2 separate regions of the Homo sapiens genome follow, and region 2 is linked to region 1. The links are chromatin loops, found by intact Hi-C in ENCODE. Cell type or tissue: heart right ventricle. All regions are shown on one strand. Each heading gives the region's core, and the rest is flanking DNA. Links, peaks and the distances in the headings are about the cores only. Region 1 overlaps LETM1 (leucine zipper and EF-hand containing transmembrane protein 1). Region 2 has its middle 4.1 kb from the start of FGFR3.

Region 1 (2,903 bases), core at 286-2,785:
GTGATCCACCCACGTTGGCCTCCCAAAGCTCTGGGATTACAGATGTGAGCCACTGCGCCCTGCTGGAGTATTTTCGATCCAAGAGAACATCGTGGACATTATGTAGCAGCTTCCAGCCTTCTTTCTCATAGAAACAAAGGCAGAGAAGCAGCACCCAGACTTTGGGTAAGCAAACTGTAAGACAGCAGTTGTGAGACCCAGCAAACTTGAATCTCACTCAGTGGGGAAACCTCAGCTGATGTGAGGCTATTTTTATTTCTAAATCTGTACTTAGCGTGAATGCTGATGGGATTTGCCGGGGGATGTTACTGTGGTGAGGACCAGGCCCCTGCAGGTGTGCCCAACTCTGGATGGCTCCCTGCCTTCACTGAGTCCATCGTGTGCTTCTCTGCCTGGTCTGTTTTTCCGAGTCTTCGTCTTTGCCTGTCGACACCCCGTGACTGCTGGCATCATGCCTTCTTGTGGAAGCCACCATCGTCCTTGCTAACTGAGGGTTGTGGAGTTGTGTAATTCAGCTTGATGCAGGGAGGAGGTGTATTCCCATGTGTGGGCACTGTCATCACCCACACAGGGAGGTGAGCCCACCTCACAGAAGGAACACAGCCTGGCCAGGGGGCAGTCTGAGCCTGCGTGGGCTCTGCTGCATTCTGTGTGGCTCGGCTCTCGGCACGCCTTGACTCAAGACTGCATGGATTCAGGGGCCCCTTCCTGGCTCAGAGGTGACCCCAGAGCTGAGGAGAACCTAGAGACATGGTGGCTGGGGCTGGGCCAGCGCCTGGAGAGAGTCTGAAGCTGCCCTCACAGGGATTGGGGAGGTGACCGAGGTGGGGTGCCTGTCCCCCTTCCCACCCCTCCCAGGCCTCATTGGTGTCCACCAGGCACCTTCCACGTGTCTATTTCCCGTATTCTTGAGAACCTCTCCGTGAGGTTAGTGTTGGGTTTGCATGTCTGTAATTGAGGGAAGATTTTGAGCCTGGGAGAGTTTTTGGGGGAGGTCCCCAGACCATTACTGGTGCAGAGTGGAGCCCCTGCTGCTCTGGCTTCTGATCCTGGTGTGTGCTCGCTCTAAGCTGCCCTGGGCTGACAGTGCCCTGCACCAGCCGCACTGCCCTCTCTGGGCTGCAAGCCGAGGATCCCCATCTGAGAAACAAGCAGCGGGTCCAGAGAGTTCCCCGCCTGGCTTCCAGCCCTGATTGGTGGCTTCTCCGAGGCTGCAAGGCGGTGGTAATCACGAGAGCCACGTCGTTGGTGGGTGTTCCCATGTTGCAGGTACCGTCCTGGTACTTAGTATCTGTTAACACACAAATTCACGAGGAATGCTCCCAAAGCACAGAGAGGTTAAATTACTCAGTCTAAGGTCACGCAGCAGTAAGTAATGGAGCTGGAATTTGAGCTCTAACAGTCTGCTCCGGAGCTCGGGCCTTGCTGCTGGCGTCAGGCCATGCACAGAGAGCTGATGGAAGCAGGAGGAGCTGATGTGAAGTTATGCGACACACATGGCCTTTTAGGTGAGCTCGGGCCACCCGGGGGGATTTGTGTCCAATCAGCAGGGGAGTTTCTAGTGTGCCAGGCAAGACACGCAGGAGATCGTGAGGCTGAATGGGCCTCGCGCAGGTCAGCTGTTTGAATTTTGGACTGTAAATGGTGGTGTGGCACCACGCTGCGGTCAGATGATGGTCTCTGTGTTGCACACAAACCATAGGTTCTGGGCCAGGCATGGTCTATGCTGCAGAAGCTTAGGCTGCAGTGGCCTCCTCAAGGCCTTTCTGTGGGTGGATATGGCACAGGCGGCAACTGGGGCCGATGCAGCGTGGACCGAGATGGGTCTGGGTTAGTGCCAGCCTCCCACTGCTGCCTGTGAGGCCTCGAGCCTGCTCTCTGGCCCTCGGTGGCCTACATTCCAGTTGGGAGAAAGCAAATGTGGTGCACACAGTGTGCACCTGGTCTCTAAGACGGCCAGATGTCAGCAGGGCACCCGCTAGGAGGCAGCACTGTGGATGAGAGGCAAGAGCGGTGGAGTGGTCAGGGAGGTCTGAGTGAAGCAAGGGCATGAGCTAGGGATGTCCAGGCGGGGGGGCAGGTGTGAGGCTCTGGGCTTGGAGCCTGCTGGTGCCGGACAGAGTGGGCAGGTGGGTAGAGGAGGAGGAGATGGGCCTTGGCCCTTATTCTTTGGATTTTGTTGTTTTGCTCTGGTGCCTGCGGGCAGCTAGTGTAGAGGTCTGAGGTCAGCGAGCACCCTTACTGATTTGCAGGACTTGTTCAAGAGCCACGGATCTTTCCAGAAAGTCACTTGTTGGAGGAGAGGACCTCCAAAGTCAACAAAGTCTCTGCTCTGCACTCCATTCCCCCACGAAGTGCCAAAGCAATGCACCCTACCTCCCCAAGTCTCTGGGAGTGGGCCTGGGAGACCCACCCAGGGATCCAGCCTTTGCTGATTGTGTTTGTGTCTGACTTGCCTGCCTTTCTGTGGGGATCGCCCGCCCATGCTCCTGTCCGACGTGGTGTGGGGCTGAGGGGGCTGCACACTGTCCTGGCCTCCCTTCCGAAGGGCTCCCCAGCGGGCAGTGCAAAACGTCAGGAAGTAGGTGGGATTGTGTGTGGTTGTGACATGGCATGGCACGGGGCATGTGGGTTTTGCTGCTGTTGGTGTTCGGTGCTGAGCTGTCAAAGGCTAGTGCTGGCTCTTACTACTGTTTTCCACTCTTCCCTTTTCAAGGAATGTTCCATTTGGCTGCTGCACTCCCATCCACCCTGTGTACACATCCTCCAGAGGCGATCACCTCGGCTGTTGGGCTCTGAGGCCCGAGTGCCTTCGCATAGTGTCGAGAGCGCCATGGACCTCTACCTCTGTGGGTTTTGTGGCTGTGGGACCTCAGTGCCTTCCTGTGCGTGGCTGGCACTCT
Region 2 (2,903 bases), core at 315-2,814, 54 kb after region 1:
CATCTCAAGATTCTCACCTTAATTACATTTGCAAAGATCCTTTTCCAAATACGGTCACGTTCACAGGCTGCAAGGGGTGAGGACATGACTATGTCTTTTGGAGGCCGCCGTTCTGCCCACTACGCACTGCGTGGCAGCTGCCTCCTCTGGCGCCCTCCACATTCTGAATGGCTTCTCCAGTGGCACTGTCTGGGAGCAGTTAGGTCAAAGGGCAGGAGCATTTCCGTGGTGCCGCTAATTTTGCCAAATTGGTTTCAAAAGGGTCCTAGTGCCGCCACGGCCACCAGCAAGGAGTTGCTGCCCACTCTGCCCCAGGACTGTCAGGGCCACGGGAGGTCTTGCCTGAAAGCTCGGTTTAGTATTGTCTGAATAATTGTATTGTTCAAATGGATCACTTCCAAGCCCACAGGTGCAGATGGCATTCCCCCGACACTGAGGTGAGGCCAGGCCGGCTGCTTGACTCCTGAATTTCGGTGACTCTGCACATTAGCTGTCAGTAGCCACAATTTCATCACAGTGCCCTTGCTCAAGCGTTTCCACAGACCCTTTGCAATATTACCTGGCTTCATCCTCGTGGCACCTGATGAAGTAGGCCCTTCTGGGGCCTTTGAGGCAGGGAGGGCAGGCGAGGACTCGGGGAGCCTGTTGAGGGTCCGCATGTGCAGGAGGCTCCAAGCAGGTGCCGGCCGGACAGGAACTTCCCATCTGCTGGACTCCGGTTTACACCTCCCTACCCACTCCCCCTGCACCCCCACCCACCTCCTGAGGCCCATACCCAGGGGTCCCCCCTGAAGGTGAGTATGGGAGGCAGGGGCCGAGACAAGCGGCGCGTGCGGCTGACGGCCCGGCCCAGCCCAGCCCTGGCGGTGACTCAGAGCTGGGCAGCCTGGCTTGCTGGGGCCTGCGTGGGTGAGTGGCAGAGGGTGCCTGGGAGGGAGGCCCATCCTGGGTGCAGGGCCTCCGCAGGTTGCCCATGGCCCCGCTCACACCCGCGTCTCCTGCGTCTCCCTTGCAGGTACTCGGAAAATGGCAGAGGCGCCTTCGGCAGAGAGGACATTCCCAGCACAGTCTCAGATCCACACCGCCTGTTCCCCACAGCACTCCGGGCAGGCAGCTGCCGCCTTTCCCGACAGGGAGGTGGGCAGGGAGGCCGAGGCTTGGAGACCTGGAACCCAGGGCAGGCGAGCTGCCAGAGAGAGCCTCCTGCCCAGCTCCCCTCTGGGATCAGAACCTGGCCTAGGGCTGGGGCTGCTGCGGGGAGCTTCCCTCGGCCCTGCCATGAGGCTGAGTGGAAGGACAGGGGACACGGAGGTCCGGAGTGGGTATCAAGTCCCTTCTGCCCATGGGACCCCCTGGGAGCCATGCGATCTCCCCTCGGAGCTCCCCATCTCCTACCACCTTCCCCAGGAACCACTAGTGCCCTTCCACACTGTCAGGGCACAGGGTTGGGTGCCAGGGATCAGGGCAGGCCACCATGGGATGGAGGAAGAAGGGCCCCTGGGTAGCCCTGCTGAACTGGACTGGGCTGTTAGTGGGGCTATAGCTATTATAGTTTATGGGTAGTTTCTGCCTTCTATTTTATTTTTGAGACAGGGTCTTACTATGCTGTCCAGGCTGGTCTTGAACTCCTGGGCTCAAACAATCTTCCCGTCTCAGCCTCCCAAATACAGGCATGTGCCACCATGCCTGACTTTGCCTTTTAAATTTATTCTCACAAAATTTGAAAAGTATTAAAATAAAAAAACAAACCTTGATTTGCTCATTATAACAGAAATGAAATTTTAAAGAACGTGAAGAAGAAGAAAAAATATTCCAAAATCCCTAAGCCAACGCAGCTAGCAAGACCCTTAATTTTAGCTCTGAGCTTCCTGGCAGGCTGAGGAAAAAGGGTAACACCGTGAGTCATGAGCTGCTGGGAGCCTGTCGTCTTGGATATGGCAGGACAGTCCCAGTTCAAACATTCTGGCCTTTTTACCGTTTGGTTCACTCAGACCACTAGACCTCAAGTTCTGACTTTGGTTTGGAAAATGTGGCTGCTCCCAGATGAGCAAAGAAAGGAAACCAGAGCTGTCTGCAGACACAAGAGAGAGCTGTAGAGATGGGGGCGGGGGTGAATGTTCAGGCTCCCCCTGGGCTCCTGCCCCAGCCTGGGAGTGGGGGAGGCCCAGCTCCCTGCCTGGAGTCTGGCACAGGAGGGCGGCTCGAACTGTGCGGAAGCAGCAGGAGGTGGTGGTGGGGTCCCCCACAGGGGTGGGTGGGGCGGGCAGTGGAGGGCTGGCCAGGGAGGGGTTAAGGCTGGGCAGCTCCCAGGATGGCGGGGGCCAGGCCGGTAGCCGCTGAGCAGCTCAGAATCTATTTTCCTAAGCACTTGGCATTTGCCTGAAACCTCAAGTGTATTTTCCCTAAGTTTTATTTTTTCTTTGACCCCAAACTCTGGTAAATTTAAAGGAAATTTAATTATGGTGTTTTGGGTCCATTTACACTTAAACCCTCTCAGCATTTTTTCCAAGACCCTTTTGGAGTTCAGCACGCCTTGGGAGCCTTCTAAATGAGCGTTTTTATTATTATTATTTTTTGAAAAGGCTTCACTCCCCACTTCTGCCCCCCCAGCACCAGCCTTCCTGCCAAGAATAAACAAGCCCCGACTCCACAGGCTCCGGCTGAATTAGGAATCCAGGCCTCGGGGCCGCCGGTCCAACCCCACGTCACACCCTCCTCCCTCCGCGGCCTCCGCCCTCTTCAGGATGCCCCTTCCTCTCAGCCCTGCCCGCCACTCCGGGTGTCACCTGGCCAGCCTCGGCCAGAGCCCCTTCTCAGGGCCTCGCCTGGCCACCCTCTGCCTGCCCGTCCCCAAACCATGGACAACGTCAGTCGTGCTTCCGGCCAGGGCCCAAGAGTCCAGA

Evidence for each region. A loop is a pair of places that touch in the nucleus more often than their neighbours do. Peaks named below come from ENCODE experiments on the same cell type or tissue, not always from the same donor. Only the 100,000 strongest peaks of a DNase experiment are listed, where the experiment ranks them.
Region 2: a loop joins it to region 1, with 7 times the contacts of the local background. A loop is called at or near these places in 3 of 110 quality-filtered maps.

What each region holds. Positions count from the first base shown.
Region 1 is chr4:1,841,611-1,844,513 of GRCh38, reverse strand. LETM1 (leucine zipper and EF-hand containing transmembrane protein 1) reads left to right here. Exons shown (of 14, transcript NM_012318.3): 3 at 2,717-2,903. Among named protein-coding and RNA genes, the nearest start is that of LETM1, 13 kb to the left of the region's middle. RefSeq lists a silencer at 1,656-1,906. In heart right ventricle, for the core only: a CTCF peak has its summit at 1,649; a DNase peak (open chromatin) is centred at 453; H3K27ac peaks cover 1,687 bases.
Region 2 is chr4:1,787,784-1,790,686 of GRCh38, reverse strand. No RefSeq gene overlaps it. Among named protein-coding and RNA genes, the nearest start is that of FGFR3, 4.1 kb to the left of the region's middle. In heart right ventricle, for the core only: no CTCF peak of the experiment used is centred there; no DNase peak of the experiment used is centred there; H3K27ac peaks cover 804 bases.